5 separate regions of the Mus musculus genome follow, and regions 2, 3, 4 and 5 are each linked to region 1. Evidence: chromatin loops called from intact Hi-C (ENCODE). Cell type or tissue: left cerebral cortex. All regions are shown on one strand.

Region 1 (5,000 bases):
CATCTTCACAGTAACTGTGCCCATGTCATTATCACATGTGACAGTCTTTATAATGTGGTGGATTCCACAGCACTCATAGCCTATTGCAAGGCTGTTCAGAAGCACAAGCCCACTCTCTCCCTTTGTGAGCATTTCTGTTGGCAAAAGACAGCCCTGATCATAGGACACCTGAAGGCACTATAATAACTGTCAAATCCACAGGCATCTCCCACCACCACCACTAAAGTGCACACAGAGGGGTGAGAGAGAGGAAGGGAGAGTGGAGAGGGAGAAGGGGTACTAGCTAGCTCCAGGGTCTCTGCAAAATAGTGGAAGAGCTCAGCTTCTGGAAGCTTCTTGCCCATGGTCAACAAGTCTTAGGACCCATTTACCACCACCCAGACATCCTGCCATCCTGCCGGATGAGAAATCTTTCTGCAAAATGAGCCTGAACTCAAACCCAATGCTGCCCCCCTCCCCCAATAAATAAATGCCTGTCACAGTGTTATCTCAACAGCTCTACCAAGTCATAAACACCCGGGGAACTGGCATTAAATTCCTAGCTAAAAACTGAATTGCTAACTGCTTAAATCCAACTCCAATACAACTCGCTTTTCCTGAGCACTTACTGTGAACCAGCACACTTCCTCGGTTATGATTTTACCAGAAACTCCTAAGGACAGATTCATCAAGCAAGGCCAAGTAGCAGGATATGGACATTCCACTGTTAGGTGTCAGCCTCTGCGCTCCCAACAGGATAGAAAGGCCTGGCTACTAGGCTCCCCGCACACAGTACTGCGCTCATCCTCCGGTCATCTGGAAGCGGCCTGCTGCTGAGAGCGCTGGCTCTCCCCGCTTTCCTTTGACACGTTTCCTTCAGCTGCTGCCATCCTGACAGGAACATATGGCAACTTTTCACCACATTCAACTCTGCCACCTCCTCTGGTGCTTTCATCTGGGAGAACCTGCGTCACAGCACTTGGGTGCAGGAGGGATGCCTCTAAGGACTGCAGCTATGCTCCGGTGGCTAGCTACAGGATCAGACCATTGCTCAGACCAAACTGCGAGGGAGTACTCTCCCACGGCCATCCTTACCCTACAGAAAGCCATCCTTATCCTACAGACTTCTAGGGGAGGATTTGCTTCCCCACCCCCACCCCAAAACTCAGGTCCCGAAAGTCGTCCCCTCAAGCCCTCCTCCTCCTTGCTCAAGGTTTAACAAAAAAAGACCCATACACTTTTGGTAGTTGTGTGACCTTGGGCAAGTCATTTACCTAAGGTCAGACCCGGCTTACTTATTGTAATATAGGACTTACAAAAACCGAGTCGTTCTTATAGCATTGATGTGAATCAGAATGAGATAATGCAATTAAACCACTTTACAGACAGCCTCTCACATAACACGCTAACAATGAATTGTAACTCTCAACAACCATCATCAATAAGGACGACGGTGCAAGAGGAGGAGGTGGCTGGGTAAACTTGGACTAGATTCGCGCCAAGCGCTAATCACCCCTTCCCCCACCGTAGGTCTCCACAAGGAGGAGACACAGACGTCACCCCGCTGTGGGGTGATTGCGGGCTCTGCAGGAGGCTGGATTAAGGACTCCAGTGGGTTATAACCCAGCCCCACCTGGAGGGGTTGCAGGATGAAGGCAAATTCTGTGATGGAAGAATTCCAATCAACCATAAATAGACCCTCTCCTTCCACGACCCACTCTCCAGTTCAGGGAAACAGGCAGTGGCAAGCCACCAGCTCCGTGAGCTCATCCATCCCGTAAGGGGCTGGGGGAAGCGTCCACCTTAGCCTCCCTCAGTTCCCCATCTGCCTTAAGGTGAAGGCGAGGCTGCGCAGCACTAGGTGGCTACGACCTAGAAGTTGGCAAACCAGACCTGGGAAGCATCTCCCCGCTTCCCGGCGCAACCCCGGCCCCAGCCCGCCACGCAGGTGGGCGCACAGCCCACAACCTCACAACTTTGAGTGCATCTGGTCCGGGCCTCAACTTTGGCTCACAGCACTCGGAGCAAACGGCGCCCCCTCAGGCCTCCCCTCTTTTTCGGGGTGCGCCCCCCAAAGGCACGCCCCGTCTTACCTTGTCTGACGGCTTTGAAGGTGACGGCCTCCTTGCAGCTGTCGATGACTCCCAGCACGTCATAGCGGGGCAAGCCGGACACCCGGACCCCCTGCACCTCCAGCAGCAGCTCACCTTCGGCCAGCTTCGGCCCCTCGCCACCGCCGGGAAGCCCCGCCGCCTCGGCCGCCGCCACCGCCCCCACGTACGGAAACTCCCCATGCTCCGCGCCCCCCAGGACCGTCACCCCCAGCTCGCCCTGGGGTCCCCGCTTCACGGTGCACTCGTGAACGCGGCCAGTCCAGTGGTTCTTCTTCTGGATCACTTTCGACATGATGAGTTACAGCCCCTCCTCGAAAACAAAATTCAAATTAAAGAAAAAAAGAAAAAGAAAAGAAAACTGCTAAAACGAGAGACAGGTGCCCCCACAGCACGAGCCCCCGGAGCGGCGGGCTCACGGGAGAAGCATCTCTCGGAGCGCGGGAGCGAGCTACTCGAGCCTCCTCGCCCGACTCTCTCGCGCTCTCAAGCCATCATAAAACAAACTTTCCGGGCTCCGTGAAGAGCCCTGCACGGGCGCCCGCGAGCTTTGTTTGCATTCCGGTGCCTCCGGGTCCGCGTTCCGGCGCCGACCGCGCTCCCGGGACCAGAGTCCACTCCGGCGCCGCCCGGGCCCGCTCTCCGCTCCGCGGCTCTCTCCACACACGCCGCGCCTGCTCCGCGCCGGCCGGCCGCTCCTCAGCGCGAGGGAAGCCCTTTCCAAGCTAGTTGCCGGGAGCCCTGGAGACGCGACGGCGCGGGGCGGGGGTGAGGGGACGCGAGGGAAGTGGCCGCGGCCCCTTTAAGCAGATACAAAGGCTCGGCTTGTTTTGTTACAGTTCATTCTACTCCGCGCGGCGGAGCGCAGCGGCCGGCTGGAGAGGAGACGCGCGCGCATGCGCCCGGCGGCCGCCCGCGGGCAGGCCCGCCCCACCCCTCCTCCTGGAAGGGAGAGATTCCAACGCGCCTCCCGCGGGGTCCTAGGGCCGACCCTTCATTGACGCCAACTTGCTCCTCTCCCTGCACCCCTAGAATTCCTCCTCTTGCAGTGTGGTCGGCTCAGCCAGAGCCTTTTGGGGGAACACGTGTGCTTGCCCGACTCCAGCTCTCGAACTTTTGGAACACAGAGAATTTGGCTTTGGTGTTTGCAAATCGTTTCAAACAGGTGGGGGCTGGGAGACCAATTCAGCGCGGGGCTCACACTCTTGCTGCCTACCCGGGTCCCTCCTCGTCCTCCGCTAGTGCCTGGCCACGCCATCGCTCACGCGCCTTCCGCCACATTTCCGCGCCTGCTCCCCGCCCAGGGGTTCAAGTCCACATGCGGAGCCTGGCTCTTGTCTCTGTGACCCTGAGGACCCGAATCAACAAGACCCACACACCCTCTGCATCCCTGTCCGCGCCCACCAAACGCACCTACACATACGCTCCCATCGTTAAACTTTGGGGCCAACTTTTTAGGACAAGGAAAAAACTGCCAGCGAGCGAGAAAAGCCAAAGCTAGCGTGGCCTTTTTACCTAAGACTTCTCGCTGGCCTCTCATTGTCCTTCCAGCAAAGGGGGCGGCGGTGGCCAGCCCCCTTTGGCTTCTAGGAGAGCCGAGAAACCTAAGCACTGCTTTGGGGAGTAAAGATCACCGCAGGGTGCGGGTCCTGCACAAGCGTGGGCGAGCCGGCCACCTCGGAATTCGCCGCCCAGAGGCGGGGTCCAGTAATCGGGGCACTGGTGAGGCCGGGACAGAAAGAACAGCCCCCACCGCCAAGAAGCCAGTGCAGTGGTGGCCCTAGCGGTTTTGTTTATTTTTCAGTGGTTTCCAATGAGTTCCTCTTTGGTCACGGACTTGAGAATCTACTAGATAAAAGGAGCTGAGTTGGAGCCACTCAGAGAGATGAGGATGTCACTGAGGTGGGTCGAGAGGATAGGTCTGAAGTTCAGATTCCGCAGGCATCTTAAGTACAACATTAAGTGAAGACCTTCCACTTGCCAAGGCTGGAGGAATACAATCACTCCCACCCCCACCCCCACCCCCTCCTCCACCCCCACCCCCACCCCACCCCACCTCACACACAGAGTTGTTAGAAATAATACATAGGCACTGGAAACTTGCAAAGTAAATAATTTATGGTGGCATATAAAATTTCACAGTCTGATAACTGGGGGGGGGGGGGGTGTCAGAGTCCTTAGTGGTTGGGGTTGTAATCCCCTCTCTAGAACATAAGCATACATTTAAGCTCTTCAAGCCCTGTTTCTAGAGAGCTATTCTAAGTTAATAAGAATGAGGGCCTGGCGTTTTACATCTGTAATCCTGGTACTTGTGAGGCTGAGGCATGGGGACCAAGAATTCAAGGCAAAGTCTAGGAGAGGATGGCCTGGGCTCCCTAAGACTGGCTACACACAAAAAACCGTCTTGCTCCTGATTATTTGAAAAGGTGAAAGGAATTTCATGTCTCTGGTGTTTTGTTGTTGTTTTTTTTTTTTTTGGTTTTGTTTTTGGGGGATTGGTTGGTTGTGTTTTCCCCCAAGTGGTGATAGTGGTGTTGGGGGAGGGGGGCTGCTTTTTGGTTTTGTTGGTTTTGGTTTTACTGAGGTCAAATGAGCAGTCCCTTCAAACCTAACTGCCAAACCCTAACAGAGATCTAGCCATCAGCATCTCTAGGATGTTTTAATTTGCTTTTTGTTGCTATAATAAAACACTAACCAAAACCGACTTAGTCAAAAAGGGTCTATTTGAACTTAGAGCTCAGGAATGCACCTTACTGGTTTGCTTCTCCTGGATTGCTCAGCTGCCTTTCTTCTACATCCTAGGTCCACATGCCCAAGGATGGCACCCACCACAGTGGCCTGGGTCCTCCTGCAACAGCCAGCAATCAAGAGAATGCCCTATAGGCATAGCTACTCCCCAGGTCCGCTACC
Region 2 (5,000 bases), 100 kb before region 1:
AGGACATGCTGGACTGCTAAACACGGGGGCTACCCCTCTCTCCCAAAAGGGAGCAGTTTTCATAGGTGTGACCATTTTTACTGGATCTTCTCCATCCTCACAAGAACCCTCTGAGTAAATATTTTTTATCTACATTTGGCAGACAAATCAATTGAAGCACCAAATATGGCAAATCTGTGATCATACAAACAAATTTCTTAAAAAAAAAAAAAATGCATCCTAATCCAGAGTCTGGCTCCTAAGTTCCTACTTTTCGCCACCATATATATATATATATATATATATATATGGTTGTAATTAAATAATTCTAAAGTGGTTTTTTAATGCTACATATTTTACAAGCAGTTTAATATATATTCACTTGTGTGTGCGTGTGTGCGGTGTACATGTGTGCCTGAGAGCACAGAGCAGAGGCCAACCTTGAGTGTTGCTCCTCCTGAGCTGACTACCCTGCCTCTAATCTATTGCATCTCTGCAGCCTCCTAACCAGAGCTTTTAATGGGCTTCCTGCCTACTAATGATCACGCAGTTTTCTGCAAGTATTAACCAGATTCTGACATTGAAAAAAAAAACCCATAATCTGTCACACTTGAAGGCCATTTTTGTTGTCTTGTATTTATCCAAAGGAACTTTTACTTGTATAGATTAAAGCTGAAAAGAAATTGTATTACACCATGATAAGGAGGGTTTCCTCTTAATCCAAACAGACTGTGGTACTAAAGATGAATAAGATGTTAGCAACAGAATGTTAATCATTTCCAGCTAAAAATATTTGTGCTGGCTCCAACACTCAGGTCCATCTGTCCTAATGGGCTCCTCCTCTCCTCCCTCTCCCCTCCCCACCCCTTCTTCCTATAGGGCTAGAGACTTACTGACATCAACAGGATCCTTCTAAACATCACATTCAGGGAAAATGAACTTTAAAAGGTGTGACTCTGCTTATGAAAATCCATCCTCAAATGGCATCAAGAACTCGGGGAGACACAAATGAAGAGTGATTTGGCAATAAATCAATGGGTCCCAGCAGGATTCTGTATAATGAGAAACTGCAGAGATAAAGTACTACTTCCAGCTCCAATGAGTCAACAGTAAACTGACTGGGCAAGGAAAGCCGGCTTGGTGGGGAGGTGTGCCTGTGGAAAGGGGTTTAGGCTGACCACCAGATCAACACCAGCCGGGAGTGTAACAAGGGGCCTAGAAAAGACAGGGGCTGTTAGGCTACATACTGACCAATAATCAAGGGAAGGCAGAGAGATCCAGCCTGGGAGGGGGCCAGCAAACTACACCTGAGTTCAGGGAGCATACCATGTTCCTTTGAGAAAAAGCAATCAGGAATGTGATGTATCAGAAACTTAAGCTATTACAGTAATATGATCTCTGGCTTTAAAACTGCAGCCCAGGCCCCTCCTCTGTATAGAGTCCCCTAGCATTCTTTTCCCACCCCCACCGGACCACATAAACTGCTCTGACATACATTAGTTGGCCCAATTTCCCCTGGAGGATATGGTTGTTTCCCTATTTTGTCCACTGATCCAGCCATGCAATGTAAAACAGGCACGTAACAGATACTGAGTAAACTGCATGAGTCCATTAATTCTTCTGAAAATACGGTGGACTCTTTACAACTGAAAAAGAGAAAGTGTAGGTGAAACGAACCTGACACTGAACGTTTAATTACGCATATTTTACTGATCACAAATCCTGACTATGAGATGAGCAAAATACTTTGCAGTCTCAGATCTTCCATTCATACTCAGATCTGACTCTCAGAGAGATGGGCAAATGGAAAATACAAGCTGCTGGGACTAAATAGAGACCATGCTAAGTTTGGGAGAGCAGACAGCATTTATCTCTCTGTACTATTATGGTGACCAACTAAGAAAAAAATAGGACACGTATGCTATGATGCTAGCAGGTGGAGGGAGAGGGTGGAAGACGCCAAGTTGGAAACCAGACTAGGCTATACAGTAAGACCGTCTCATAAACCAAAACAAGTAAGCCAGGAGGTGGTGGTGCACACCTTTAATACCAGCTCTTGGGAGGCAGAGGCAGGTGGGTACCTGAGCTTGAAGTCAGCCTGGTCTACAGAGTGAGTTCCAGGACAGCCAAGACTACACAGAGAAACCCTATCTTGAAAAGTCCTACTTGAAAAAGTAAGACAAAGTGTACCAAAGAACTTGATGCATGACCATGGTCCTCATATTATTAGAGTTTCGTCATTGTAATGTGCTGCATGAGGATCTATCTCCCTGTGGAAAGAGCCAGCTCACACTGACAGCGGAACCAACTGTGTGCAATGTTTCCCAGCTCTGCACACGGCGATAACAGTCGCCACCTATGTAACACCGGCCACGGCGGTGGTGTTTTGACAGTGGACCTGGGCAAGCACGACTCTCTTCCCAGAGCGGGCAATCAGCCAACAATCAGCACGCCCCTGGAATACTCTTGAGGATAGAATCTGGGCACTGATATTACAGTGAATTCACAAGTAGTTTTTCAGGCTGAACCAGGAGCGCTGCTTACACTGAAACTAGAAGACGCCACTTGTCAAGGGCGAGTGGGAAGAAATAATGCATTGTTTTCTCCCAGACTCAACTGCTCCTCCAGCCTGCAGGAATCCCAACTGTTCTCATTTCCTCTCCCGGCACTGCCACCATAACAAAAGCTTGGCCTTGGTCCCTCCATTCAACTGTGTCCTTCCACCTGGAAAGATTCTGAAACTGCAGTTCATAGGCAACTAGTCTCTTGGCTGAGGTTCTAAACACTTAAAACTTGCAAGGTCGCCTTTTAAGGCTGGAAGGTGTAGTTCCTTCTTTCCAAAATAACTACCTTCTCAAATAAAATCCAACCACAATGGGAGCTGTGGTGTAAGGAAAACGGCCACTTGTGATGTGTCTGTCATTACAGGCTGTAAGTGAGACAATGCACTCTTGTATTCAGAAGCACCCTCAACATGAACCAAACAGTTATAATCACAGATGCAGTCAGCGTTAGCCTTGTGGAATATGGTAATATGTGAGTGGGGCCTGCAAGTCTGTCTTAGATCACTTTCAGCAGTCAATGACAAATACCTGTGACAATGAACCTGTGTACAGAGAGAGCAACCTCCTCCGAGCAACCTATCTTTTCTTCTCCATCTAACACAAAGTTGCTATGCAGAGCAGTGCCCCTCCCTCCACCCCAGCAAACCCAGGGAACTCTGCCACTGCACAGACAGAGAACACAATAAAGGAAAAGGAGTTTACATCTATTCCAGAGTCGAGGCAATCCACACAAGACAATGCAGAACACCACCTCCTCAGCAACTTGAATCCTTTTGATGGTGCAAGAACACCGTAAAAGATGAAAACCACAACTACCATTCGCAAGCTAAACACCACAAACCACAACAGAGGCTCTGCATAAAGCTCAGTGGTGGGGTGCTTACTAGAAGTCACCCAGCCCTGGGCTGAATCCCCAGAACCCAAACCAAACAAAGGCCTCACACTCCAAACCAAATCAGCTAACTAACTCAGAGTAAGAAGGTGCGGGACACCAGACAGTTACAGAATGGAAAGTGGCCTAAGTCAGAAAGCCTGGGATCAGGAGAAGAGATAAAATGAGACACCTCATAACTTTCTATTCTATGTTCTAACCTTTCAGGAGATCCTACTCCAACCTTGCCAGCTAGCCCTTCCGAGTTCTCTATTAATAAAGTCTCTTTCCACTTAGGCTACCATTTGGAATAAAAACTGGCTCTTTATATGGTTTAGATGAAGTACTACCCTATAGTATCCTACATTATCCTACATTTTCTCAGTTAATCCAATCTACTAAAAAATAATCTTATAAACAGCTGATTTGAAAGAGGAAATACTACTACCTTAGGCTCTAACCAAATACATGTTCCATTGAAAAATGAGAATCCAGGGAAGTTGACATTTCTTTCAATAACGACCTTTAGAAACATTCTTAGTTCAACTTGAGTAATCCACTCATACATGCTGTCCCTGGAGTCCAGAGAGCATGCAGAGTGCAGCAGTGACTATACTGGTTATCATTTGTGATCCCACACAGTTTCATCCGGAGTCCCTGGCATAGTTTACAGTCCCCTGAAGACTTGATCAAGATGAGGGATCTTTTTCCATGATGGATATCTCATGAGGCTATTTGCCAAGAGACTTGATTTCAGCCAGAGAAGGTGGTGCTTGCCTTTAATCCCAACACTTGAGAGGTAGAAACAGGAGGATCTCTGGGAGTTTGAGGCCACCCTGGTGGACACTGAAAGTTCCCTTGGAATGGGGGGGAGGAGCCAGAGGCTACCCTAAGAAGAACGAGCAATTCCAAGGGTACAGTGAAGTTATGTTCTAAGCAAATAAACTAAGGGATGTACTTAAGTAGCCACTGTCATGGGTGGTAGACAGGCCATTGGGAAGGCAGCCATTGTTTCTGCCCTGGGACACAGTACGAGTTTCTCAGGAAAGACAAAAAACAAGTTCTAAAGGAAAAACAGAGGAAACTATTAGGAAGGGTTATGTTTCCCAGAATCTAGGGTGTCACATCAGGAACACCCTTAGAAAACGCCCTGAGGAGGAAGTCTGAAGTATATATAGCAACTAGCTCAAAAAATAATAGGCAATAAGGAATATTCCAGATGGAGAGAAATCAATAATTCCGGGCCAAAAACTGCGGAGGAAGGGGGCATTCAGAGCTAAAAGCAAGTACGTGATTGTCATGTGAGAGGTGCAAACTCTAAGAGTTGGGTGGGGTAAAGTCTGTAATGAGCCTCTCCAACACGTGAGGACAGAACGGGCCCTGAGGAACAGGAGGTGCCACAGTGGCACAGGTGAGTTGTGTAGTAGGAAACTCAAGAGGCTTCGCCTCTGCCAAACTTACTACTGTGTAGATTTTCTTTTGTTAGAGATGGGGTTCTCCCACAAACTGTGACCCTCTTTCCTCAATCTCCCCAGCAATCTGTACCTGACCGATGGTCAGTCTTCTGGAACGGTATCTGAAACCAC
Region 3 (5,000 bases), 120 kb after region 1:
TGTGTGGGGCTCCTGACATTTTCTCTAATGCTTCCTTTTCCAATATATGGCTCCTGCTATCGTCTGTCTGATCTCCATCCTTGACTTAAAAAAAATAGAGAAAGAGAAAAGAAAAGGAAGAGGAAGAGGAAGAGGAAGAGGAGGAAGAGGAAGAGGAAGAGGAAGAGGAAGAGGAAGAGGAAGAAGAAGAAGAAGAAGAAGAAGAAGAAGAAGAAGAAGAAGAAGAAGAAGCAGCAGAAGCAGAAGAAGAAGCAGAGGAAGAAGGAGAGTGCTAGGCTTGACATGATGATGAACTAGCTATGGCATCTCAATGGAGGAAATGATAACAGAATGGCTTTTGAAAGAGTGTTAGAAATGTGTTCTTTTAAGCTTGATTGCTCATTTGTTCTGGGTGTGTGCATGCCACACTACACATGTGGAGGTTAGAGGACAGTTTGTAGGAGTTGATTCTCTTCTTCTTTCCCAAGGTCCTTGGGACTGAACTGAGGCCTTAACCCTCTGAGCCATCTTGCTAGGCCTAGCAAAAGTGTTGCTATGTTCATGCAGAACTCAGAAATCTGGACTTGAATCACAGAGGCCCCAGGGCTGAGCTAACAGCGTCCCAGCATCCTGGAAAGGAGCTGAAGCAGCACACGCTTGTTCAAGGTCCAGTTTCCTTTTTAAAGCATAGATGCCTTGTCACCTATCCTAAATTTAACTCTTTTTAAAACATAAAACTGTGGGTTGATTAAAACTAACTGTCTCAAAGTGAGTAATTCAGTGGCAGCTGGTTTATTCACTGTGTTGTAGTTACCATATCTACCCAGATGTTTTTACTAACAGATATTGAACTCCATTAGCATTAAACAATGCTGCTTCCTTTCCTCTCCCTCTCTTTCTGTAGCTTTCTGTCTGAAAGGGCCTCACGACGTAGCTCAGCCTAGCCTTGAACTCTCTGATTGCCCTGCCTTTGCCTCCCAGGGTGAAGACTACAAGTACCACTTCCCACTCTTGGCTGCTGGGAGCTGGGAGTCTGTACTCTATCTTTACAGACTTACCCACCACATTGGAAGCATCCAATGTGTAACTCTTTTTCCTTTTCCACTTAGCACAATGTTCTCAAGGTTCAGCTGTGTAGTAGCATGTACCAGGCCTTCATTCTAACAGGACACACTGCCTTAGGGCTTTATGGCTGTGAAGAGATATCATGACCGAGGCAACTTTCATAAAAGACAACATTTAATTGGAGCTGGCTTACAGTTTCAGAAGTCCATTATTGTCATGGTGGGAAGCATGCAGCCTTTGGGCAGACATGGTGCTGGAGATGAAGCTGAGAGTTCTACATCTTAACCAGAAGGCAGCCAGGAGAAGGCTGGAATTCCACACTGGGTGGAAGGCAAGCCTAGGAGACCTCAAAGCCCACCCTCACGTTGACGCACCTCCTCCAACAAGACCACACCTACTCCAATAAGGCCACACCTCCTAATAGTGCTACTTTCCATGGGCCAAGCATATCGAAACCACCACACATGCTGTCTCAAAATGTGATGGGTCACCATTTTAGAAAACTGCAAAGGCAATCAAGGTCCCACCCCTGTTCTCTGAAGTAGTTCATAAGAGTTTTCTGATCCTCCTTTGGAGAAAGGAATAAAATCCTCACTGGACGGGCTGGTTTTGTGTGTCAACTTGACATAAGCTGGAGTTATCACAGAGAAAGGAGCCTCCCTTGAGGAAATGCCTCCATGAGATCCAGCTGTAAGACATTTTCTCAATTAGTGATCAAGGGGGAAGGCCCCTTGTGGGTGGGACCATCTCTGGGCTGGTAGTCTTGGGTTCTATATGAAAGCAAGCTGAGCAAGCCAAGGGAAGCAAGCCAGTAAGAAACATCCCTCCATGGCCTCTGCATCAGCTCCTACTTCCTGACCTGCTTAAATTCCAGTCCTGATTTCCTTTGGTGATGAGCAGCAGTGTGGAAGTGTGAGCTGAATAAACCCTTTCCTCCCCAACTTGCTTCTTGGTCATGATGTTTTGTCCAGGAATAGAAACCCTGACTAAGACCATCAAGTGCCGTGAATGAACAATGAAAACAGCTTAAAGTAGGAGTTTATTTCCCTACATTTAGAGGGTGTAGTCCATCTCAGAGAGGAGAGTGTGACCCAGGAGTGGTACATTCAAGCAGGAAGAGGATCCGAAGCAAAGTCCCTCTGTGTGTTCCCGATGGGATCTAGTTATCTGTATTCTATGTCTAAGTGTAATTTGTAACACCATGCTTCTTGAAGAAAGGACCAAAGGTTTAACCAAAAGGTCTAAGCAAAATTGTCATCTGGTCTTTGGCATGAAACCAGTAAAAGTTCACCTTGGTAGCAGTATCAGAATCTAACTCACAGTTCTTTTTTTTTTTTAAGATTTATTTAATTTATATGTATACTTTATATGTATACTGTACATGAGTACACTGTCGCTGTCTTTAGACACAGCAGAAGAGGACATCGATCTCATTACAGATGGTTGTGAGCCACCATGTGGTTGCTGGGATTTGAACTCAGGACCTCAGGAAGAGCAGTCAGTGCTCTTAACTGCTGAGCCATTTCTCCAGCTCCCTAACTCACAGTTCTTAAGGAGGATGATGACACAGCACACTGCTATTCCCCCAAGCACGTCCTAGATTTTGCCTGGTTTATTCTGCTGCAACAGAGATCATACACTATTTGTCGGCATGGTGAATGGAAGGATGGGTGGATGTGGGGTGTAGAAAGAGTTAGGAAGTATTAAGTTAGGAAGTGACACCCTCATCCCAGGCCTGCCAAGTTGGATCTGCAGAGGATGTGAGCTTCTGAGAGCACCATCCTTGGAATAAAGAGGACCAAACAGAGGCTGAGTCAGAATGAGTCATGTGCCACTCAGATATCCCAGATGCCTCTGAGCCGGAGTAGCCCTACACCGTAATCGCTGCTGGCTGCCTAGGTGTCTCTTAGGCCTTTTAAAACTCTAATAGTCATAAGGTTCTGGGAACTGAAAAAAAGGCGTGGATATCTCTAGACTGCATTTACAAGGACCATATAGGTGAAAGAGTCAAGTGTCTGTCTGCATTGACGGCTCCCTTTGCAACTGCAGAAACCCAGGCCAGAGAAGTAGGCTCTATCTCAGCCAACACTTGCAAAGGTGCTGGCTGAGTCAGAGAGATGAGGCCTGCCAGAAGAAATCCCACAGGCATAACGGTAAAATCAATGCCAGTGCTTGAGAAAATTGAATTCATGAGACCAGAGACTATTAGTGAAAGGTGAAAAATCCATATTTTCCATCTCTTCCCAAAGCAGAGTCACCATCAGTGTAAGATGACCAGTGAGCATTGTTGACAGGAGACAGTGAAGACACCAGATTGCATGAATGGTGGGCATTTGGGAGCCTCCCAATGTTTCTGTGTTAGACTTTTCATTATTTTGAAAAAAAAAAAAAAAGACCAGAGAAAATAAACTTTTAAAAAAGATAAAATGTATTTGGGCTCAAGAGATCTCAGCCTATAGTCACTGCTTTTAAGCCTAAGGCAAGGCAGAGGCTGGCAAGGGCATGGTGGAACGGAGCTAGCTGCTCACTGAGTAATGGCCAGGAAATGTTGCCTGGGTCCAGTAATTTCACCTCTAGGGGTACAATGCGAATGTTCCCCAACCACCCTTCTTAATTATGCCTTAGTTCTGAAAGCCAGCAAGATAACAGAAGTGCAGTGCTAGCCCATCATTACTAGCTACAGTATCCAGGCCGTTTGAGTAAGTGCTTCAGGCCAGTTAAGAACACAGAGGGGGCACAGAGAGGCAAGGGGCTGAGAAGGCACTGACTGCCCCACAGTAGACTCCCTGCTCTCTCCCAAGATCCAAGATCTGACCTTTTAAAGTGCAGTGACCTTTTTCTTTCTTTTCAAGAATATTACTTGAAAATTTTCATAGTAAATACAATGTATCTTGATCAAATTCATGCCCACCCCACCCCTCCGGCTCCTCCATACACTCTATCACTGTTTCCTCCCAACCGTAGTAGCTTTAATGTACTCTGTTGAACTAGAATTACTGAAGCTTCTGGCACCAGACTTGCCCTCCAGTGCCTTCTCATTAAATGGTTTAGCTCCTTCCAACTGCAGGGCCTCCAAACGCAGAGTCCTGTTTTACTATTTTTTGTCACTACCCTCTGCCCCTGGTCAGGAGTAGGTAAAAAGAGGAGTTGGGGACAAGATGTTGATTGCTTCTAAAGGTGTATCCCCACTGATCTACTTCTTCCACCTATACATACCCCCTACCAATTCCAAATAATGCCGGAAGATTATAAATCCATAAATCCATTAATGGATTAATCTATAGATGGAGGCAGAGTCCTCATGACACAATTACTCCCCAGAAGTCTCATCTCTGAGACTAGGTAGATGGCTTAGTAAAGTACTTGCAGTGTAAGCATAAAAACCTGAGTCCAAATTCCCTAGCACCCACATTGAAGGAGGAGGAGGAGGAAGAGGAGGAGAACAAGAACAAGAAAAAGAAGCAGCAGCAACAGCAGCAGCAACAGCAACAACAACAGCAGCAACAGCAACAACAACAGCAGCAACAGCTGGGCACAGCAGCCTATACTTAGAATCCCAGAAATAGGAAGGAACAAGAGGGCCCCTGGAACTCGGTGGCAGTTATTCCAGCTGAATAGATGAGCTCCAGGTTCAAGTGAGAGACCCTGTCTCAAAAAGATAGAGATCGACTGAGGAAGACAGCCAACGTTAACGTCAGGCCTTCACACTCTTGTGTACCCACAACACACCCTGTGAATGCATACCACACATACCTAGCTCTCAACACTGCCTCATTAGGAATCAAGCCTTCGACCTGTAAGTCTGTTTGTTGTGTTGTTGTTGTTGTTTGAGACAGAGTTTCATTATATAGCCCTGGCTGTCTTGGAACTTGCTATATAAACCAGTCTGCCCCTGCCTTTCCAATACTGGGATTAAAGTTGTATACCACCATGCTTAGCGTTGTGTGAGCCTTTGG
Region 4 (5,000 bases), 120 kb before region 1:
ACATGTCCTATAGAAGACTTCACAAATGCAGTGCTATCCCAAGTAGCCCCACACAGCTGTCAAACTTGGCTATAAATTTGCAGTTTAGACCTGGGACAAGCGACCAGCTATAAAAATATTAGGTTAAACAATGAGACACATACACAGAGCTCTAAACAGATGCTGTATGTAGAAAATGCATCACAGATAATCATTGTGTTCACTGTGCACACTGGAAACTTTACACTTTCCAAAGCAGCATTCTCCACCCCGTACCATCTAGCAATACATAACAGGAAATCACTCCCTGCTCACAAAATCCCTGCATGGTTAAGGGACTCTAATTGAAAACTTTATTTCTTTAGTTATATTACAAGGGGAAAAGTTCCTAACCCACAGTCCTTCTTCACCCCTGCGCAAAAAGGAAAGAAAATGAATAAAGCAAAGAGTACATAAAACCTTCTAATGAATATAAAAACTAACAAATTTTACTATGCGATTTACTGACATCTCTGCTCATTCACTGTGTTATTTAAGATTATGTGGAAGTATAGACGTGAATTTAAAGACCGTGTAGACTAACTTGTGCTGCTTTAGAGAAATCTTTGTGATCAGACAACCTGGGAAAACAGTAGAGTATCTCATGGATTTTCCTCAAAAACTCCAGGAGCAGGAACCATGGCCAGGTCCATTTGACAGCTACAGAAACCGAGCTTAGAATGGGCTGTAAGCTCATCAAAGCAAGACAAACCCAGATGGGAGAGCACACCTAGAGGTCGCACCTAAAAGAGAACCGCACGTATTGTTCCCGTTTCCTCGCATAACACATAGGAAAGACACCAACACTCATATTTTAGGGGAAAAATTCAATAACAAGATTCTTTTCAAACTGTTTGTCCAAAAAAGCCACCTCATAAAAAGCGTGTTAGATGGTTTTTAAATGAACAAAATCTCCACACCCACCTTTCAGCTGTTCTTACGTCATCCAACGGAAGTCACTTTTCTACAAGGTGAAGGAAGGCAAGGTTTCCAGTGCAGAAAATTTATGAACTAGATATGCATTTTTACAGATTTTACTTGCTCTGTTGTTGTTTTACGTTTCATGGAAATTACAGTAAAACTGGTTTCTTCCTGAAAAAAAGGCACTTCAAAAATTGGTAGGGCCAGCAAGTCGACCCAACTGGCCATCAAGCCTGGATCACCAACCAGACTTCAATCCCCAGAACATACATGGTGGAGAGAAAACAGATTCCTGTACCATCCACTGTTAAAATCATCAAAGTCAAACTGGGGAGAGGGTTCAGCAGTTGAGAGCACTAGTGGCTCTTCTAGAGGACTTAGGTTCAATTCCCACCACCCACCTGGTAGCTAACAACTATCTGTCACTACAGTTCCAAGGAGTCCAACACCGTCTCTTCTGACCTCTGTAGGTACTACACATATATGGTGTGACATACATGCAGACAAAACATCCATACACATAAATCTTTTTTTAAAAAATCATTAAAATGACTAAAATAAACCATTCCACCCAAGTATTGAAAAAGATAATCAAATATCAATTATCAAATTGGAAAGGTAACTGATGACAGCCCTTCTATAAAATACATTATCAACCATTTTGAATGTTGGGATTTTGGTTGTCATTTTTAATCCAGACTAATAGAAGAGAGAAAATACAAACAGAATTCCATTAGAATAGTCCTTGAGAAGAACAAAAACTACTTCAAACAGTGGTAGGAACTCTCCACTTCACCCCAGTCAGGGCACACCAGAGGAACACACTCTCTCTAGCTCCGTCTGTAAGGGTGGCTCACAACAGCACCCTTCACAGTCTTCAGAGAGCCCGTCCCAGCTCTGAGCAGATCTTCCGGCATGGGAAATTTCACAACCATCTTTATTGTAGGCCAAAGCCACTTGCATCATTCACATTAATTACCTCATGAAAACCTGCAAGGTGAATGTTTACTGTTGTCATGGAACCTTCTTATGAGGTCAAAGCATACACACCCATCACTGTGACATTCCTAAACAGGACTGGACAGTATCAGGGAATGGTGGTGCTAAATAATGTCATTTATTAAAACATAAAAAATGTGCCCCTTTGCAGCTATCTATGATGTTCCTGGGGAACAGAGCAACATGTTCACAATTAAGAGAAACTTGGCAATGATCTGTCAGGCTTTTATCTTCCTTGTGTTGACTGAACAACAGGCATGACTGGCTGAACCTCCAGCAAGTGTGACTTCCTGCATCAGGACACCTCAGAAGGGCTGGCAGAAGGCCCAAGATAAGTGTTTCCTCTTAAAGCTCAGCACCTCTTTCCCAGTGCCTCTCTTTCCACCCAGTGCCATGATAGTGGACACAAACAAAAACAATAAATGAAATAGACACACACACACAAAAAAAAATCTATTGGCCCAGGGAGTTATATGACATCTTGAGAATTCAGAAATTAAACTGTTACCTCAGAATGAGAGGCTTCTGAGTGACACAATTATAATTCCTTCCAGAAGGCAAATCATGGCAGACACTACCTTTCTCTTCATACAGTAACCAGGCTCTCTTCCAAATCTCTGCCAAAAACAAAAACCCCTTGCACTATGACCGCTGACCATCATCTATTCTGCAGCCTTCTCTATCATAGGGAATAACTGAACCTAAATTCACTATGGTGTGAAGTGACAGGCACAAAGTTAACTAATTAAAGTCATTTACATAGTAAAATCTTATTCAAATTCATGTCAATGACCCCACATACACACATTAAAGTGGAGAAAGAATGTTGATCTAGACTATCCAGACAGTTATTTTTGGCCTTTGAAAGGATCCTTCAGTTATCAAACTATAGTAAGTATTAAGTCTAAACTATTTTAACCTCTCAGGCAACCTACTAATGATGCAGCCCTCCTTGGCAGCTAGAGGCACATAAGTGTCCTGCTTGTTCTATGACGAGACTCACTTGCCACTCTTCTGGCTCAGAAAGAAGAAAGGACTGACCCACTACCTACCAGCCAATCACAGCAGCCAATGGCAACAACATCAACAGGACACACAGAGCCTGGTTCCTGTTGTGGAGTCATGGGCTGATGAGCTAATGTGATTTTCTCCTAAAGACAGTGGTCAAAGGAAAATGTTACACAAGAACTCTAATTCAGACACCAGTAAGGAAACTAGAACAGGAAAAGAAACTGGCAACCAAAACCAAATTGAAGCCATCAGGCTATCTCTACATCAACAGAGATCGCAACATCAAAAGTACAACCATGTCCAGCACTGGGAGGAAGGTTATCAGGAAGGCAAAACATGATCATATGGGAGCTGAAAACAAACAAAAGGGCCTGGAAATCATCTAAACCTGGTTATCAGCAACTCCACAGTGGGGGACTTGCCTGAAGCAAAAAAAAAAAAAAAAAAAAACCCTTAGCCATGTGGGCAGATATTCAGAAACAAGGAAGTTTATCTCAAGAGTTCTTTAAACTAAAAGACACCCGAGCTACTACTCAGCAATGCTTACACAGAGAGAACAGCCAGCCCTCTGATGGAATGCCAAGCAAATCTTTAAAATGGTAGTATAAAATAATGTGTGTTTTTTAAAACATACAACATGTTCATGATTTAGTGGGAGGTGAAAATGAAAAAATGATGTATAAATTTCAATGCTGGTTTTTATTTTACATACACATATGAAGTACATCTAGACTAATATTCCTGAAAGATAACACTCATCAAATTTAGGGAAATTATAAGCAGGCTTTTTCTGAGAAGAAGTCTTTTCTTTCTAACTGTTTAATGATAACCCTGTACTATTTGCATCCAAATATTAATGGAAAATATGAGGTATTTCAACATCCTGCTACATGGATTGCTACTTATAGGCAAAATATTTTCAAGGAAAATAGCTATTTGTTCCCTAATATAAATTTAAAGCATAATCCCAACTATTTAACTCAGCATATACTCATTATTAGCTTTCTCCTTAAAATTTTTAAGAATAATGCCTTAAACAAAACATAAGCCAGAGTTTAATATGGCAGTAGGTCAGATGGTTCTTTCTATAAAATCCCTGCTCAAACAGACTCTCTCTACTTATCTGTTTCTGCTAAGAGTTGATCTAGAATCCGGCCTCAGCTATGTTCTAACATCAAATATTTATTCTTCTCAAATAAAAGTCCATTGACAACTGGAGAGAACGAAGGAAAAGAAAGAAAAGTGGGAAGGGGGCGGGTCTCAGGGAAGTTCTGTTTCAAAATATCTAGAGAAAAGCAGTAACAGAATTTAAATGACAACACACCAAGATGGCATTTATTTGTAAAAGTCAATACACATGTCCATATTACGGATGTACACATGCATGCATGTATAAAATTACACGTACATTTATATACATATATACAGTTTAAAGATCATTCATTTCTACAATTTGATTCTTAGCTCCTACTGCTTTGAAATATACACACGTGGAACAATTAATGAAAATAATAACAAGAGAATGAATTTTACACATGGATCTCCTTCCAACATGAAAAATGCCCTCACAAACCCTCAGACATGAAGGGAAATCTAGAGTCACTCTAAGCTCAATAATTTTCACTAAAAACATACACCTACAGGACCACTCTACTGTAGGCTTGGCAAGATCTTTAATCTCAGCACTTGGGAAGCAGCAGTAGATGGATCTTTCTAAGTACAAAACCAGTCTGGTTAATGTACTGAGTTCCAAGCTAGCCAGGGATACATAGTGAGATGCTGTCTCAAAACCAAATAGATGATAGATAGATAGATAGATAGATAGATAGATAGATAGATAGATAGATAGATAGATAGATAGATATGGTGTGACCCAAAAATTGATCACAGGATGGCAGGAAAGGTAGGTCAGCTTTATGAAAACCTGAGGTCACTTCAGAGGTGCTCACAGATAGCAGAGATGTCACCATGCTGTCAGAGAGATGTCATCCATAGTCACTATTTTGATATGACTCAGTTACAAACCCAAAGAGGTCAATAATAGAGGAACG
Region 5 (5,000 bases), 56 kb before region 1:
GCAGCAAATCTGAGACTGCACCACCACGATCCCTGATCCCTCACTGTTGGCTGTTAATTTTGTTCACCTTTGTTCAGCAGTGTGCCTGTTACTTGCCATATGCACACACATAAAAAGTAAACCTATAAAAAAAAATAGAGTATAAAAACTAAGGCTTACCCTATACGGAAAAACTGCATAAGATCCAGGTTCCATTCTAAGAACTTTGTGTAAGGCAAGGGATACGCTTGCTACAAATGCTAATCAAAAGCACAGAGAGGCTAATTTACTCAAGGCACACAGCTTCTAAGTAGTTAGTTTAGAATCAATCTTTTGGGGGTGGGGGTTGAGTAGCATGTTGATGTGTGTCCAGGTACAATGTATCTGAAGCTACAAGTGCTCATGGTATGTGCCTGTGTGTGGAGACCAGAGATCAACCTTGGTTGTCATTTCTCGGGATGCTGTCATTCTTGTATTCTGCTAGGTTAGCTGGCCAATAAACCCCTAAGGAACTCCCTGCCCTTGCCGCTCCAGTGCTAGGATTACAAGTACCTGCTAGCACGTCTGGCTTTCCCACCTGTGTTCTGGATATCAAACCCAGGGGCTCATGGATGTGCAGCAAACACTTTACTGACTGAGCTATCTCTTTCTTCTCCCCCAGCCCGTGGTCTTACTCAGGGCATCCTGGCACCTTCCCAAGACAGCAGCAACTTTCTCTGTCCTGCTCACTGAAGGTGCTCTGAGAGCCTAGCATGCTGGGAAGTGAGCATTGCAGAAGACTGACTCAACTCTGGCCCTAAATGGTTTTCTGGCTCCGATCCCACCCAGATGATCACTAATCATGGCTCCTACGGCCAATCCCACTGTTGACTCTGCCTTCATCACAATCACAGGGGCCATCGGAATCACAGCACAGCCGTGAGTCAGCTCCCGGTGTCTTCATTCACAAGCAAGGGTTTTAAGGACCCAAAAAGCAGCACTGCCCTTTCTCAACAAGCTTAGATATCTATCCTGTTTACTCTTCTTTCTTAAGTCCAGGAGCCAGGCAGGGACCAATTTAGAATAGTCAAGGCTCGTTTCTTGTTTCTTGCCACAGCTAAACACAGAAATATCAAGATCTCTGGAAAAAATGCAGGGTGTGGTGGCACATACGCCTTTAACGGCAGCACTGGGGAGGCAGAGGCAAATGGATCTCTGTGAGTCTAATGCTAATCTGGTGTACATATCAAGTTCCAGGCCAGCCAAGGCTATATAGTGAGACCCTGACTCAAAAGGACAAAGCAAGCAAACAAACAAATGGAAAAATGTGAATTGGGAATTAAACATAAAATCCAGTCCAATTTGCTTACAGTTATTTGTCAAACGGAGCACAGCCTCAACCTAGCACCTCCCCCAACACACACACACACACACACACACACACACACACACACACACACTCAGATAACAATGTTTGTATCTTTAATAAATCACATTCCCAGGCTGGGAAGGAACCTGTTGCTTAACCGAAAAGCTGTCCAACAAAAACCATCCTAGCAGCTAGACTCCCTTTCCTTCAGGAGCAGTTGGCTGAGGCTCACAGGGACATGTGGTTTCTGCTATTCTTACTCTTCAGGGTGGTGCTATTTTTCCTCTAAGCACCGTAGCCCAGCAACCCCAAGGAAACCTGATTAACTTCCTCAGGGATGTGCTTGTAAAACTCAGCTCTTGTGGCTTCGGGGAAATCTAAATGGCTTCCCTCTTCCTTCATAAAAACCTTAAAATGCTCACAGAGGAGATTAGCAAAAACCGGAACTTGCTTCTGATATCACTATTCTTCGTTCTGTTTTTGAAATGTGGGTCAGGAGTAGGCATTATGCCCCACCTCTTCAAAGAACTGCTTCATTAATAAACTCAATAGCTGGAGTCTAGGGTTCCGAAATGAACAGCTACATGGACTGTGTCAGGTGATGCAACCAAAACACAGAACCATCCTGCTCCAAAGAGATGCTGGAAAGTAGTTCACGCCGGCCGCAGCTGGAACTGCAGAGAGGAGTCCTTCTGAACACACAGGCTAGAGACTCAAGAAGCAGCAGCTAAGCACTGAGTCACTGCAAACTGGTAATGACAAGCCGGAGGTTCTCATATGACATGTCTCTTAGCAACTGATGGCCCTGGATATCAGGAAGAAAAGTGAGGCAGGGGAATATGAGGGCAGGACCAGACATAACTTACTCAGGACTGTGGTACATCATATGTGGGCCTTATCATTAACTGATATTTTTAAAAGGAGTGTGCTGGAGCTAGGGATGCAGTTCAGTGGAAGAGCACATACTTAGAGTATGTGAGGTTCTGGGTTTGACCCTCAGCACCAAAAACTATAAAATAAAAGGTAGTGCGCTTGGATATAATAACTGATAAGGTTTCAGTTCCTCTTAAGTTCTGTCACTCAGGCAAGTGTCTCATCTAGTCCCTACTCTAGCCCAGAATGATGTCATTCTGGTAACTACGCCGAGAGGTGGGCACCACTGCCATCTCCAACTCCCTGGGGATACTCTAGCATGGCACAAACCTCATGGCGTCACCTGCCCAAGAGAAGACACCTGGAAGGGCAGAAAGCTGAAGTTCTTCCTCACTGCAGCCACATAGGGGACACAGGGCTTCATCTGTCCACCCCAGGCAAGCAGACTTAAAATCTCTGACTCCATCACCGCTCTTCACTTTAGACAATGAAGGTAATCACAGTATCCTCAAAGCACCAGTCCCCAAATAGCTCGAAGGACAGACACTCAATATAAGCTAAATATAAGTAATGGAACTATATCCTTAGAACATTTAACAAGTACACTCCAATGGCTCGTCAACATTTCAAATATGATGGATGCATTCAGAAGATAATAATCTCACCTTCCCATCTAAGCCCCAGCAAGTCACTGAGGTTCTCTTAAGACATGCCCAGGGTGAGAGGACCAGAGCTATGTGAATTTGCACACAGTGCAAGAGCTAGTTGTAGGAGTGGTTGGCCTGCTCAATCCCTTTACATAATTATACACTTCTGCTCTTCAAACTTAAAGAGATTCACCCCGGTTCAGAGCCAAGACAAATTCATCTAAGGATAAAATTAGGATGGGTGGTAGCCCTGACTGGCCTTGAACTTGCTACAGATACCAGACTGGTTTTCAACCTAGAGCTATCCTCCTGTGTCTGCTGCCTCATCATCCCAGGTGTGGGATACCACACCAAACGTTTGATTTCTCAAGGATCTCAGTAAAGTCACTGGAAATGTTCAAAATGGCAGTATCATAAGAATGCTAGTTTTAATGTTACAATTTTCTGCTTCCAAATGGGAAGGGAGAAAAAGAAGAATGGAGGAGGAGGAAGGAAGGGAGGGAGGGAGGAAGGGAGGGAGGGAGGGAGGGAAGAAAGGTGAGAGGGAGTGAAGGAGAGAAGGAAGGAGGGAAGGAGGGAGGGAAGAAGAGAAAAAGAAATTGAGCTAAATTGAATCTATCTCAACTCACTGTCAGTAATGTTGGTGTTCTGTGACAATATTGACATTTCCTTCAAATAGGCAGTTAGTAAATAATCATATATTGAAAAAATTTTTTTAAGTTTCAAGAACCTATAACCATCACTGTACTAAACCAGCACAATCCCTAAATACATTCTAAATATTTATCCTTATTCCCACAGATAAACCCCTCATCAAGGAAACCTCTCTTTGAAACAGATAGAAAGCACAATTGATAAAATCACAGAGTTGTAGGGACCAGTCCCAGATGAGACATCTGTCATATAACTTCTGCACCTCAGGCCCAGGGATCATTCTGGAAAAGGAGCAGAAGGATTCTAAGAGCCAGAGGTACACAGAGTTTGCTGTGAAACTGAATCTCTTAGAAATGTCAGAAACTATACACATGAAGTCTCACCTAAACATGGTTTAAACAAGGTTGACATCAATAGACATGCTCATGTGGCAAGAAGAAAGCCCGTGAGGGCTCAACTCTACACAATAAATACAAGCAACAAGGAATCCTCAGAGAGAAATAAGTCTTCCCCAGGAAAGAGCACCCCAACTGGTTATCCAGTACCAAATAGTCCTGAAAGTGTGTGTGTGTGTGTGTGTGTGTGTGTGTGTGTGTGTCTGAGTGTGTGTTTCTGAGTGTGTGTGTTTGTGTCTGTGTGTGTATCTGTGTGTGTGTCTGTGTGTATATGTCTGTCTGTGTGTGTGTGTGTGTGTGTGTGTGTGTCTGTATCTGTGTGTGTGTGTGTTTGTGTCTGTGTGTGTGTCTGTGTCTATGTGTCTGTGTGTGTGTGTCTGTGTGTGTCTGTGTCTGTGTGTGTCTGTGTCTGTGTGTGTATGATATTATATGTAGTCAGTGATCACTCTCAGTACTCAACTAATCGAGGCAGGTGGACCTCTGTGAGTTGGAGGCCAACTTGATCTATATGTGGGTTCTAGGACAGCCAGGGCTACAAAGTGAGACCTTCTCAAAAACCAAAACATATAGATAGAGATAGAGAGAAATATGAAGGAGGAAAGAAGGACACACACACATTAAAGAAAAAGAGACCATGAATTTAAAGGAGCAAGGGGTGGGTGTGTGGGAAGGTTTGGAGGGAGGAAAGGAAAGGAAAGAGGAAAATGTAATTATAGTATAATAAAAAACATAGTACTAAAAAATAAAATAAAATAAAACGTCTCAAAAGGCCAAGATAAAAAAGTTGGGTGATTCCTACCTAAGCAGGTAAGAATTCTCACTTCACTGATCTTCATTTTCTTTAACCAACTGTAATATGACAGTCCAAGAAAGTTTTCAATAAGAACTGGAACACAGAAATATTTACAACCTTTCTGTCTCCTATGATTACCTTTCCAAGAAGGATCCTTGTGTAACAACTAACCCCAACTATCTCTCCTTAACCATTGAGAACATTTGTGCGTAGGACCAAAATGACCAGGCACAGGGCCCACGCAGGTCATTTAGCACAGAAGAAACTGAATTCAGAATCAAGGGTAAGTTAAGAACTTCTTTAGTTTTCTA

The links. A loop is a pair of places that touch in the nucleus more often than their neighbours do. Peaks named below come from ENCODE experiments on the same cell type or tissue, not always from the same donor. Only the 100,000 strongest peaks of a DNase experiment are listed, where the experiment ranks them.
Region 2: it touches region 1 in a loop (2.4-fold over the local background); 7 of 42 quality-filtered maps call a loop at or near these places.
Region 3: a loop joins it to region 1, with 5 times the contacts of the local background. A loop is called at or near these places in 6 of 42 quality-filtered maps.
Region 4: a loop joins it to region 1, with 2.4 times the contacts of the local background. A loop is called at or near these places in 4 of 42 quality-filtered maps.
Region 5: a loop joins it to region 1, with 2.7 times the contacts of the local background. A loop is called at or near these places in 7 of 42 quality-filtered maps.

Annotation. Positions count from the first base shown.
Region 1 is chr6:94,280,938-94,285,937 of GRCm38, forward strand. It overlaps Magi1 (membrane associated guanylate kinase, WW and PDZ domain containing 1), which reads right to left and starts at 2,980. Exons shown (of 24, transcript NM_001029850.4): 1 at 2,073-2,980. The coding sequence starts at 2,385. It overlaps Gm31661 (a long non-coding RNA gene), which reads left to right and starts at 2,984. Exons shown (of 5, transcript XR_377886.4): 1 at 2,984-3,992. In left cerebral cortex, CTCF peaks have their summits at 1,516, 2,046, 2,978 and 3,776; DNase peaks (open chromatin) are centred at 893, 1,538, 1,894, 2,960 and 1 more place; H3K4me3 peaks cover 3,738 bases; H3K27ac peaks cover 2,626 bases.
Region 2 is chr6:94,181,131-94,186,130 of GRCm38, forward strand. The region is part of intron 1 of Magi1 (membrane associated guanylate kinase, WW and PDZ domain containing 1); the gene reads right to left. The region is part of intron 1 of 4930511A08Rik (RIKEN cDNA 4930511A08 gene); the gene reads right to left. Among named protein-coding and RNA genes, the nearest start is that of Gm52867, 44 kb to the right of the region's middle. In left cerebral cortex, no CTCF peak of the experiment used is centred here; DNase peaks (open chromatin) are centred at 1,881 and 2,539; H3K4me3 peaks cover 323 bases.
Region 3 is chr6:94,402,737-94,407,736 of GRCm38, forward strand. No RefSeq gene overlaps it. Among named protein-coding and RNA genes, the nearest start is that of Slc25a26, 95 kb to the right of the region's middle. In left cerebral cortex, no CTCF peak of the experiment used is centred here; DNase peaks (open chromatin) are centred at 2,796 and 3,115.
Region 4 is chr6:94,156,414-94,161,413 of GRCm38, forward strand. All of the region lies in intron 1 of Magi1 (membrane associated guanylate kinase, WW and PDZ domain containing 1), which reads right to left. All of the region lies in intron 1 of 4930511A08Rik (RIKEN cDNA 4930511A08 gene), which reads right to left. Among named protein-coding and RNA genes, the nearest start is that of Gm52867, 69 kb to the right of the region's middle. In left cerebral cortex, no CTCF peak of the experiment used is centred here; a DNase peak (open chromatin) is centred at 3,086.
Region 5 is chr6:94,224,480-94,229,479 of GRCm38, forward strand. All of the region lies in intron 1 of Magi1 (membrane associated guanylate kinase, WW and PDZ domain containing 1), which reads right to left. The region is part of intron 1 of 4930511A08Rik (RIKEN cDNA 4930511A08 gene); the gene reads right to left. Gm52867 (a long non-coding RNA gene) reads right to left here and starts at 3,375. Exons shown (of 2, transcript XR_003956333.1): 1 at 1-3,375. In left cerebral cortex, a CTCF peak has its summit at 1,995; DNase peaks (open chromatin) are centred at 896, 1,044, 1,576 and 2,022; H3K4me3 peaks cover 422 bases; H3K27ac peaks cover 1,688 bases.